Linked DNA regions of Homo sapiens: regions 2, 3 and 4 are each linked to region 1. The links are chromatin contacts, found by Hi-C or POLR2A ChIA-PET in ENCODE. All regions are on one chromosome and are shown on one strand. The core of a region is the stretch at or near the end of the contact, and the rest is flanking DNA. Distances in the headings are between cores, read along the strand shown.

Region 1 (2,700 bases), core at 98-2,597:
ATTTTCCCACCAGGAGAGAACCACTACTAACACTTTAGTGTATACTTTCTCCCATATTTTTCGTCTTTGCTTTTTAAAATAGTTTAAAGTGGTCTGGCGTGGTGGCTCACGCCTATAATCTTATCACTTTGGGAGGCAGAGGCGGGCGGATCACCTGAACAGTCTGGCCAACATGGCGAAACCCCATCTGTACTAAAAATACAAAAATTAGCTGGACATGGTGGCGCGCACCTGTAGTTCCAGCTACTCAGGAGGCTGAGGCAGGAAAATCGCTTGAACCCGGGAGGCGGAGGTTGCAGTGAGCCAAGATCGCGCCACTGCACTCCAGCCTGGGCGACAGTGACTCTGCCTCAAAAAAAAAAAAAAAAAAAAAAAAAAAAGAAAAGAAAAAAGAAACCGCTGGCTTAGTAGAGCTGATGCTACCCCACTGCGTGCGCAGTTCCTATAATGTAACCAGAGAGACTGGCAGGTGACGGGGGTAGGTAGGAGACAAGCCATTTCAAGAGGAGGGAAATTAAGGGACCAGATTTGGAAGGATGGGCCAATTTTGCTGGCACTTAAGATATTAGATGCCCTGGGGCCAGAGGCCAGGATTCTGCACTTCCTTTTTATATTGGAGAGGAATAAGGAAGTCAGTTGGTTTCGATGGAACATGTGTTGTCTGAAGAAGGGTTTAATAGGCCAAGAAGCAGATGTCTACGAGGTAGCTGACATTCGAATCTGGAACTGAGAAAGGGTCTGGGGTTGGAAAAACTGCAGGACTGGTTAGTTTTCTACACACTTTAACAAGGCCTAGTCACTGCTGCTCCCTCCTCATTTTAAGAAAAGTCCTTTCTTTATTCACATTGCACAACGGAGGCTTCATTTCGCGCTTTTTTTTCCCTAGGCCCGGGGCTGGGGCAGGTCTTTTGCGCCCGTCACCTAACTACGCCCCTCAACCCTTTCCCCGCCCCCGCGCAGCCGGAAATCCGAGGTCTGGGCGGATCTTCTACTAGGCACTCTAAGGGGCAGCGATAGGACGCCGCGGCCGCCAATCAGGCCTCCCAGATACCCGGATGTGAGACGGTGCGCGATACAAAGGCGAGTTTCCACCCAGAGGGTCGTCCCGTGCAATAGCCAATAAGCATTCTCCAGGCAATAAATGACAGGAAAACTAACCAGTTATAAACTAGTTTCTCTCACGCATGTGGAAATTCGCCTGCTTAGTCTAACCCACTGCTAATTGTGATTGGATATCATTGTGAGGAGCGGTTGAACTGTCTAATTAGGAGCGGGAGCGAAAAAACGCACAGCCAATAGGAAGATTCTCAGGAATGGGGCGGGGACTAGGCCTTCGCCTCGGCGGCAGAGGAGACTCGGGGGCCATTTTGTGAAGAGACGAAGACTGAGCGGTTGTGGCCGCGTTGCCGACCTCCAGCAGCAGTCGGCTTCTCTACGCAGAACCCGGGAGTAGGAGACTCAGAATCGAATCTCTTCTCCCTCCCCTTCTTGGTAAGTGGAGAGGGCGGACGCAGGGAAGGCGCTGGGTTTTTCGGGAAGCGAGAGGGGGTGTGGGAGAGAAGATGTGGGAATCCTTCCCCCTAACTAACCGGGCCCTCATTTATTCTGCTTGTTTTGGGGGATTAGGTTGAAGCCGGGGGCAGTTTTATAGGCCTCAGCCTCTGTATAGGTTTAACCTGGTGTCCTCTAGGCCACGATCGCCAGGGAAAATGTCCTTTTTTCGCTCTTCCTGTGTTAACGGCTGCTTTCCTTTCATTTTCTACGACCGCGAGGACTACGGGATCATGAAAATGAAGATCGTGATGCTCATTAATATAGTCGAAGTTAACGTAGCGCCGATGCCTTCTATTACCTCCGTTCTTCTTACATGTAAAAAGTGGGGGAGGGGAAGGGGGAAGGTTACCAAGTAGATGTATCGCGAGCCTTTAAATCCTGGATCGTGCCGCGTGGCCTACGAGAAAGGTTTAACAAAAGATTCAGCATTTTACTGATAACTTTTTATTTTATTTCTCTCTATGAGCAAATGATGGAGCTCGAAGTAGTTATTTTCACTTACATTTGTAAAAGGAAATATTGTGATATAACTATATTAATATTTACAGCTGACTTTTCATCTGCAGGTTACAAAACACTTGAAATATATAAGTTAGTGGAACTTTGCTTGAGGTAGGTATTAACTCTCTTTCTCAGACGGAAACTGAGGCAGAAAAGTGTTGGTTGCTAGGGTCATATTAAGTCAGTAGCAGCACTAGTAAGGAATTTGACCACGAGGTCAGTCGAGTGGTTTTTACCTAGTTAATGGAATACCTAGTTAATATAGTTCTAAAACTACTGTATTGCAATCTTTGCCAAGAACCTGATGACGGAAACCACGAGGTAACTGGAAATTCCCAAATTGCGCTTAAGAAAAATACTACGAGACTTGAGAATTTTTTAACGTAACTTCCTAAGTGTAAGATGACAAAATTTGACTTTCGGGATATTCTGGCGTTAATTTTCCCGTCCGCCTAAATGTGGGCAAAAATTCACAGCTACGTTATATTAAGCAAATATTAACAGTGCCTATTATTTGCTGGGTGCTGAAATTTGATAAAAAACTTAAAAGTTAAAAAAAATTGTTTAGATCTTTAGTGTCACATTGACTTATCTGGGACATCGCTTTTTTTAATCCTCACATGAGATTTGGCTAAGTTTATTTTT
Region 2 (2,700 bases), core at 86-2,585, 2.0 Mb before region 1:
CTGATGGTTGTATTACATGGGTTAGTATTTGTAAAACCCTTACAACAGTACCTAGCACATTGTAAGTGCTATATTAGATCAGTAGGAAAGTTAGAAAAAAACTAAAAACAACTTCACTTTTTTTTTTCACTAATGTTAAAAAAAAAAAATGAAAGGGGAAAAAGCCAGCTCTGCCCTTCTTGGAAGCTCCCACTGGACCTATAATTCCACAGTCCCAACTCCAAGAGAGTTGTTGGGTGCTTGTTCATTCAATAATTTGAGTGCCTACCATATACTAAAACTCACCATGAATCAGACAAAGCCCCTGCCCTCAAAGGGCTTACACTTGGATTAGAAATCAGAACTCCACCACTTTTTTACAGATAAGAACACTGAGTTCAGAGTATGGCTCTGAGTTCAGGGGTGGCTCACACCTGTAATCCCAGCACTTTGGGAGGCCGAGGCGGGCAGATCACCTGAGATCAGGAGTTCAAGACCAGCCTGGCCAAGATGGTGAAACCCCGTGTCTACTAAAAATACAAAAATTAGCCGGGCGTGGTGGTGGACGCCTGTAATCCCAGCTACTCAGGAGGCTGAGGCAGGAAAACCGCTTGAACCGGGGAGGCAGAAGTTGCAGTGAGCCGAGATCACGCCACTGCACTCCAGCCTGGGCGACAGAGCGAGACTCCATCTCACACTCACACACACACACACACACACACACACACGAGAACACTGACTCCAGAGAAGTTATGCCTTGCTTGCTCAAGGTCACTAGAAGCTAGGTCTTCCTGCAGTTCTCAGTTCGGGTGCCATATTCTCACCTTCTATTTGAAAGACTCTACCTAGCTTTCATGACCTTTCCTTCTTTGCACGCACCACCACCCCCTGCCCAAACCAGGAGCCTAGGTTTCAGAAAAGAAAACAGTGAACCCCAAAGATAAAGTCACATGCTGGGCGTTTTGAACCTTCCCCTGCAAGAAAATGAAAGGTTATTTTTTCTTCCCGGCGTTAACCTTTCCTGTGCTGTGCCGGAAAAGTTGAGGACTTTTTACATTTTATTATTATTATTATTGTAGAGATCAGGGGTCTCACTATGACGCCCAGGCTGGTCTTGAACTCCAGGCTTCAAGCGATCCTCCCACCTCGGCCTCCCAAAGTGCTGGGATTTGAGGCGTGAGCCATCGCGTCCCGTCCGTGGATGTTTTTTTTAAAAGGTTGAGTAGCTTCACTCGGGACCGCAAAGGTGGAGTCCCCGCCCCCTGGTGCAGCAGCGAAGACAAGCGGAGCCACCTGTCAGAGGGCTGTGGGCGGGGGCGCCCGGGCCGTGAGGGCCTTGGAACCGGAGGGTGAGTGCAGTTGAGCGCACGCTCAGAGCAGACCGCTAGCAGGAGGCAGGATGTGATAGTCTAAGACCCTGGAAGCTGACGGCCAGAGGGAGGGAAGGGTGGTCACAGAGGAGAGGCAAAGCAACGGGAGGTGGAGGATCCTGGAGGTGTCTGCAAGGAGAATACACAGCAGCGAGGGGCTGCAGAAGCGGACCCAGCGACTTCTGCGCTGACGCGGGGCGGGCGGGAGAGAGGAAGAGAGGGGAGCGCGGTGGCGCTGCGAGCTGGCCCCGCCGGGGAAGGGGCTGCCATGTCCCGTGAGCGGCCCCCGGGCACCGACATTCCCCGCAACCTGAGCTTCATCGCCGCGCTAACGGAGCGCGCCTACTACCGTAGCCAGCGGCCCAGCCTCGAGGAGGAGCCGGAGGAGGAGCCAGGCGAGGGCGGGACGCGGTTCGGGGCCCGATCCCGCGCTCACGCACCGAGTCGGGGCCGCCGGGCCCGATCTGCACCAGCCGGAGGCGGCGGGGCCCGGGCGCCCCGCAGCCGTAGCCCAGACACCCGCAAGAGAGTGCGTTTCGCCGACGCACTGGGGTTGGAGCTGGCTGTCGTGCGCCGCTTCCGTCCCGGTGAGCTGCCCCGGGTGCCCCGCCACGTGCAGATCCAATTGCAGAGGGACGCCCTCCGCCACTTCGCGCCCTGCCAGCCCCGCGCCCGCGGCCTCCAGGTAGGCGGCGGGGGCACCTCCCCTCCTGGGGACCTCCTCCAGTCGGCCGCAGCGGGCTTGTGGGAGTGGATTTGCCAAAGAGCACCCATCTCCATCCCATCCCTGGGCTTGCGCCTGCCCATCCCTTTTGGGGACCCCATCTGCGAGTGGCTCTAGGCCACCCTGGCAGCTGGGCCGCACTCTGCCGGCCTGGACGCCGGGGTCGGCCTCTGATTGGTCCAGTGCCTTGCTCTGACACCGCCCCCTGTCTCTCCCCTCTCTCCGCCCTGGGCTCCCTCCTCCCGCTTCTTCTTTCCCCCAGGAGGCGCGCGCCGCCCTGGAGCCGGCCAGCGAGCCCGGCTTCGCCGCCCGCTTGCTGACGCAGCGCATCTGCCTGGAACGCGCCGAGGCGGGCCCGCTGGGCGTGGCCGGGAGCGCGCGCGTGGTGGACCTGGCCTACGAGAAGCGCGTGAGCGTGCGCTGGAGCGCCGACGGCTGGCGGAGCCAACGCGAGGCGCCAGCCGCCTACGCCGGTCCGGCCCCGCCCCCGCCGCGCGCCGACCGCTTCGCCTTCCGCCTGCCCGCGCCGCCGATTGGGGGCGCCCTGCTCTTCGCCTTGCGCTACCGTGTGACAGGTCACGAGTTCTGGGACAACAACGGCGGCCGTGACTATGCTCTACGTGGGCC
Region 3 (2,700 bases), core at 52-2,551, 2.1 Mb before region 1:
CTCCAAATCAAATCCCTAATGAATGGCTTTGGTTGAAATGCTTTTAAGAGTGAGCAAAATTAAGTGGGCTGAGACTCCACATTTCTAGATTAAAGGGGAAACCCCTTGCAGCTTGCTTTCTCTTAGAATCCTAAAGCGTCTCCAATTGGAGGAAAAACTATTAGATTTGAAGGTCAAATGCGAGCACGCAACCTCTACAAAGAAAGATAGACGTAGACTAAGAACAAAGAGCAACACAATTATAACAGGCACAAAGGGAGGCACAAGGCTACCACCACCAAAATATACGTTCTGCCTCACAAAGGTCAGAGGAACACACAACGGACTATGACCGCGGCACAGTCATAATAGCTCAGACAAGCAGCTCCAGGGTGCCGAGTATCTAACCCCACATTCCCCATCCTCCCCACAACCCTTCCAACCCGAGAACCCGGGCTCCGCGTGCAACCGCCAGTTACTCACCATTGCCTGGAGGTGGACTCATATTCATCTGCTTCTCTACCTCGTTCTGTAGCTCCTTTAGCTTCTCAGCTTCTTCCTCCATCTCCCTGACTCGAGCTTTGATAGCTTCCAGCTCCTAATATAAGTGGGGAGGGTATGGAGGACAGCTTAAGAGGAACCAACGCAGGGGCTGTGCCCTGCTCTCGGCCAGAGCGCGGCCTCAGCCATGCTCGGCCATTTCCCTCGCCCCATGCGAGGGTCGTGATAAAAGAAAAGCTACCCTCTCTAGAACAACACTAGGCAACCGTGACGCCCGAATCAAGCCAGTCGGGCCCCTTGTAGTGATCGCTGACCCATCCCCGGCCCGACCCGGCCCCAGCCACGTTATTCCCCGCCCAACCCCACCCCCCGCCTGCCACCCGCTCGCCCGAGCTCTGGGCCTCCAGTGACCCGGCCGGCCAGCCGCCGGCCTGCTCGCTCGCCCTCCTTCCCTCACCGGGTCCTCAATGGCGCCGTCCCCCGGGTCACCCTCGACCAGTCCCGGCTCCTCCTCCTCCTCTTGGCTGCCGGGGGCTCCCGAACCAGGCCCAGGGCCCGGAGCTCCCGGGGGGGCGCGGGGCCGGGGCGGCTCCTCTTCGGGCTCGGGCTCCGGCTCGGGCTCCAGCAGCAGCTCCTCAGGCTCCAGTTCCTCAGACTCCAGGCCGTTCCCGTAGTCCCCTGCGCCCCCCGGGGCCCCCTCCCCGGCCTCCCCACCGGCCCCGGGCACAAGATGGCGCCGCCGCCCCGGCCCGGAGCCCCGACCGCCCGCAGCCCCCGCTGCTGCTGCCGCCGCCGCCGCCGCCGCCATCGCCGCTCAGACTGGGGCCCGCCGCCCGGCGATTGGAGAGCTGCGCCGGCCACGCCGAGGACTCATTAGTCAAGCTGCCTGCCCGTCACCATGAGCTAGTACTCCATTGGGGAATATTACTTGGCAATCAAATAAGGCCCCACCTCTAAGGCGGGGCACTGCGCCAAATTCTCAAATCCCGGTAGGGGAAATCTGCCTGTCAATCAACACGCGTCCCACCTCCTATCGAGTCCTTAGGTAATAATACCGCCACGCTGTGACGATATTCCTGCTTCTCCCCGGCCTACGGGCGGGCCCGCGAAGTATGGGACGCTCCGTGATTGGCCCTAGCTAGGCGACTGGAAAGGACCAATCTTCCGATCGCCTCACCGCAGTGGCCCAGTCTCAGATGCCGATTGGCTTGCGAGAGTCGAAGGGGTGACACTCGTTTCGTGACAGGTGAACCTTGCCCCCGAAAGGACTGCCGGGCTTCAAACTTGGGAAACCCGAGGTCACATGACTAGCCAGTCCTAGGGGGCCGCCATCTTGATACTACTGCTTGCCAGCTAGTGAGCTGTTGGCCGGGTGAGGCCCAAAACAGAGCAGCAGTTTCAGGAAACTTGTATCTCGACCAGGAAGCACCAGTAGATGGGATGTTGCTGAAAATGGAGGTTGTGAATGAAGCATTCCAGGAGGGAGCTTACTTTCCCCATCCAGGTTATTGGCACCATCATCCACTAGCTCTCCCGCACCAGAAAGCAGGGAGGATTCCTCAGTCCAGAGCTACTAGTCACAAGTCCTGTCTGTCCCGCCCTCTTGCGTAGGCCTTCTGCTCCCCAGTTCCATTTTCTTTTTCCTGGACAGCTTCCAATGTCACCCCTCCAATCTGCACCGCTAACAGACTGGCCCCCCTTTGCTGGCGAGGTAAAGTCTCAAAACCGTAAATCACGGCCTTCGATACGCCAGCATGTGGTTACTTTGTGGATGTTGTTTCCTTCCACTCTTCTCGTTCCTTTGGGTGTACCTGCACCCAGTCTGTGCCTCTAACATGTAGTCCCCCTTCAATCAAACCACTGCAAACCCCAGCTTCCCCTCATTTCCCAGGACAAGTGGGCCTATCTCCACGGCGCGCTTAATTGTTTTACTGTTTCCTAACTAGGTTGTGAGCGCCTGCAGATGAGGGGCCGGTTCCTATTTATATTCGCATCTCCACGGCCTGGCAATATGCCTACCACATAATGTCCTGTTAGATGTTTGTTGATTGAACAGGCATTGATTGGGGATTTGGGTGCCACCCTTCATTTAAGCCCTCAAGCCCCCAAGATCCCAGAGGAATTTCTCCTGGCAGGTTCCCACTACACCCCTGCACCCCAAGTACCAATGAGACCTAGCCCTGGAAGGCAGGACTGCCATATTTTGGTAGCAGTCCTACA
Region 4 (2,700 bases), core at 161-2,660, 2.2 Mb before region 1:
CTTCAGCACAGAAACTGGATCATATTTATGTTTGAAGCTCGAGCACTTAGGATATATAAGACACAATAAACATACAATGAAAGAACTACTGAGAACATTAAGTCAGGGGATGCTTACTGTTTGAGTACATCTTACCTTTTCTGTAGGATAGGCACCAGCTTGAACTTTTTGTGTCAGTGATTTCACTTGTGCAGTTACAGCCATCACCTGAAATTAGCCCAAATAAAACAAGTGATTAGATTATATCAAATTATGTCTGCAAACTGTGAAGAGCAAAAGCTAAACAATGCCACCTAAAAATTATCTGAAACACTGTCTAAAGTATAGTACTATCTTCTCACTTCTCGGAAAGCATAGGAGAGATGGTTCTTCAAAAAGTTTAAAAAAAAAAAAACTTTCCACTTCTTAAAGAAGAGACCATCTTTTACTGAACCACAGGGAGGAGAAAAGGACTGAGAGAGTAGTGACTGAAGCACTGTAATTTTGTTTGTACTAGTTGAACTTACAATGCATAGAACTACATAACTCCCCGACTTATGACTTAATTTCCACTTTACGAGGGTGTAAAAGAAATATGCATTCGGTAGAAACCGTCCTTTTCTCGTGATGCTGGGCAGCGGCATCAAGCCTAAATTTCGACTTATGAGGTTTTCGAATTACAATGGGTTTATCAGGCCATAACCTCCATCGTTAAGTCGAGAAGCATCTGTATATAAGTGTGTATTACCTGGGCACCCAAAGGGCAAGTCATGTTACCATTCCAAGCACTGGTTTCCTTAGCTATATGAATAAAGGAAAACTATTCATATAATTTCTTTTTGGAGTTTCTTGTATTCCCTTGGGTGCAGAATCAATTACTTAGAATTCTGGCGTGAAAAGGTTTTGATTACATCATTTTACTCTAAGGTTTTTGGAAGCATTCACGTATCTCAATCACCAAAGTTTTGAGGTGAAGTACACAAACTCAAAGCCAATCCGTGACTAATTTATTCCAGAGGCGACACTACTCACTTGCTCCTGGAGATTTTTCAGAAGTGTCACGGCACTTGGCAGGTCGGACTCCAGCACCCCCTACAGAAGGGAGAGGAGGCGTAAAGAAAAGTCATTCTTTCCTCAGGATTATAGGAAAGTGGAACGTCTAGGGTGGGAAACTGCCCTCTCTCCGTCAGACACCCAGACTCGGGGCCTTCACACTCGGGTTCACAGACTCGCCTTAAAGCCAGCCCCTTGGGTTACCGGACAGGAACGGTAACTCTAGGGAGGCCGCCTCCCTGAAGCAACTTTCATCACCACCCTTCCCTGGTACCAACAGTTTGCCTCCAGCCGCTGAAGGCAAAGGACAACTCCACAATAGCTACGCGAGGAAGAAACCACACCAAACTCACCAGCGCCGCCATCTTCGCAAAGCCCACCCCTTCCGGTGTCGTACTTCCTGAGCGCTAAGGGCGACTTGATAGATTTGATAGACAACTGCCGCTTGCAAATCTAAGCCAATACGAATAAGGGCTTTCTCACTTCCGCCCCCAACAGGATAAACGAGAGGAGGAGTCTGATCTGGCCAATGGAATAAAGGAACTGGCTAAATTCGTCAGACTCAGAAAGAGTCGTCAGGACGAAAAAAAGCACTTGGCAAAGAGCGTGTGATTGGTAGACTGAGTAAAATGATTGACGGCAAGCCAATAAGAGACAGTCAAATAATTGATTGACAGTTGGAAGGACCAATAGAAAAAAGGAATTAGCAGAGCGAACTTAGCGCGTATTGGCTCCCGTCTGCCGCAGCACCCAGAGTCTTTTTTCACGGCACTTTTCTTGTAGTGCGTGAACCGGCCGCTAGGTGATGGGCCTTGGCTTGGCTTTGCGGTGTCGACATTGCAGAGCCGCCATTGCTGGCTGCTCATCCAACGGCCACCGCGCCAAATGCCTTACAGACCCGGTGGCCCTGGAATCGATTCTGTAACACTACTCCTTGTGTGACCGTGGACAAGTCACTCGGTCTCTGAGCCTTCTTCATCTGTAAATAAGAGAGCGAGGCTAGAGAAGCCCAGAGCCAGAGTTTAGAAACCGAGTGCGAGGACACCTGCCCTCTTGGTGTGCACTGTGGAGCGCTGAGAAACGGCTCCAATAACGCCCCGACACTCTTCGCTCCTACCAGTTTGGGGACATGAAAAGAATACGTTTTACAAATTGGGGAACGGTTCATATTTACATGACTTACCGCGGTCACACAGGTCTTCAGCAGAACTTGGTTCAAACTCTGGCAGTGCATGTTTCAGTATAACCTGCCTCATCATTACCCAGTGCTTTCAGATGTGTTCTCTCACTCTGGTTTTTCACAAGCTGGTGAAGTAGGTTGGACGGATACTCATTGTTCCCATCCCATGCCTTAGGAAATAAAGCACCGAAAGGGTGAATGATAGTGTATAATTTTTTGTTCACAACTCGTCCAACAGAGCTGGGTCTAGAAATCAGATCTTACCGACTTGAAGCTGTCTTTTGGAATTAAGAATAACACCTGTATCTGGGCAGGTGAGGTAAGGAAATCCTGGTATCTAGATCTTGCTGGATTCAAGAAGGCAGGAGGGTGTTCAGTCCCCACTCCTCTAACATTTAATTTGCTGCTTCAGGCCCACTGTGGAAGCTCAGGATGCTGTTGCAGCATACTTAGTCAATTATCCAGTAGCTTTTGTAATGTTTTATCAA

What was found. A loop is a pair of places that touch in the nucleus more often than their neighbours do. ChIA-PET counts read pairs that join two places held with the same protein, here RNA polymerase II (POLR2A). Pooled maps may share reads with other maps.
Region 2: a loop to region 1 is called in a map of prostate gland, with 8 times the contacts of the local background. The contact joins the promoter of PPP1R3E here to the promoter of HNRNPC in region 1. A Hi-C loop is called at or near these places in 2 of 168 maps with a recorded cell type or tissue (naive thymus-derived CD4-positive, alpha-beta T cell and prostate gland), 3 of 37 single-sample maps with no recorded cell type and 14 of 50 pooled maps.
Region 3: a pooled map shows a loop between it and region 1 (16-fold over the local background). The contact joins the promoter of PABPN1 here to the promoter of HNRNPC in region 1. A Hi-C loop is called at or near these places in 2 of 37 single-sample maps with no recorded cell type and 12 of 50 pooled maps.
Region 4: a loop to region 1 is called in a pooled map, with 24 times the contacts of the local background. The contact joins the promoter of NGDN here to the promoter of HNRNPC in region 1. A Hi-C loop is called at or near these places in 1 of 37 single-sample maps with no recorded cell type and 9 of 50 pooled maps. POLR2A ChIA-PET finds 5 or more read pairs at or near these places in 2 of 52 experiments (activated T-cell and naive thymus-derived CD4-positive, alpha-beta T cell).

The regions. Positions count from the first base shown.
Region 1 is chr14:21,268,089-21,270,788 of GRCh38, reverse strand. HNRNPC (heterogeneous nuclear ribonucleoprotein C) reads left to right here and starts at 1,347. Exons shown (of 9, transcript NM_004500.4): 1 at 1,347-1,491. RefSeq lists enhancers at 618-1,243, 1,347-1,606, 1,244-1,868 and a silencer at 1,177-1,256.
Region 2 is chr14:23,301,494-23,304,193 of GRCh38, reverse strand. PPP1R3E (protein phosphatase 1 regulatory subunit 3E) reads left to right here and starts at 1,335. Exons shown (of 5, transcript NM_001276318.2): 1 at 1,335-2,034; 2 at 2,336-2,700. The coding sequence starts at 1,618. RefSeq lists silencers at 1,549-2,058, 2,139-2,198, 2,209-2,638 and an enhancer at 2,699-2,700.
Region 3 is chr14:23,320,058-23,322,757 of GRCh38, reverse strand. PABPN1 (poly(A) binding protein nuclear 1) reads right to left here and starts at 1,301. Exons shown (of 7, transcript NM_004643.4): 1 at 938-1,301; 2 at 463-577. The coding sequence starts at 1,288. It overlaps BCL2L2-PABPN1 (BCL2L2-PABPN1 readthrough), which reads right to left. Exons shown (of 8, transcript NM_001387346.1): 4 at 463-577. RefSeq lists enhancers at 1-736, 737-1,548, 1,802-1,871, 1,560-2,210 and silencers at 842-911, 972-1,401.
Region 4 is chr14:23,468,413-23,471,112 of GRCh38, reverse strand. It overlaps NGDN (neuroguidin), which reads right to left and starts at 1,410. Exons shown (of 11, transcript NM_001042635.2): 1 at 1,386-1,410; 2 at 1,012-1,071; 3 at 136-207. The coding sequence starts at 1,397. RefSeq lists an enhancer at 707-1,647 and a silencer at 1,734-1,783.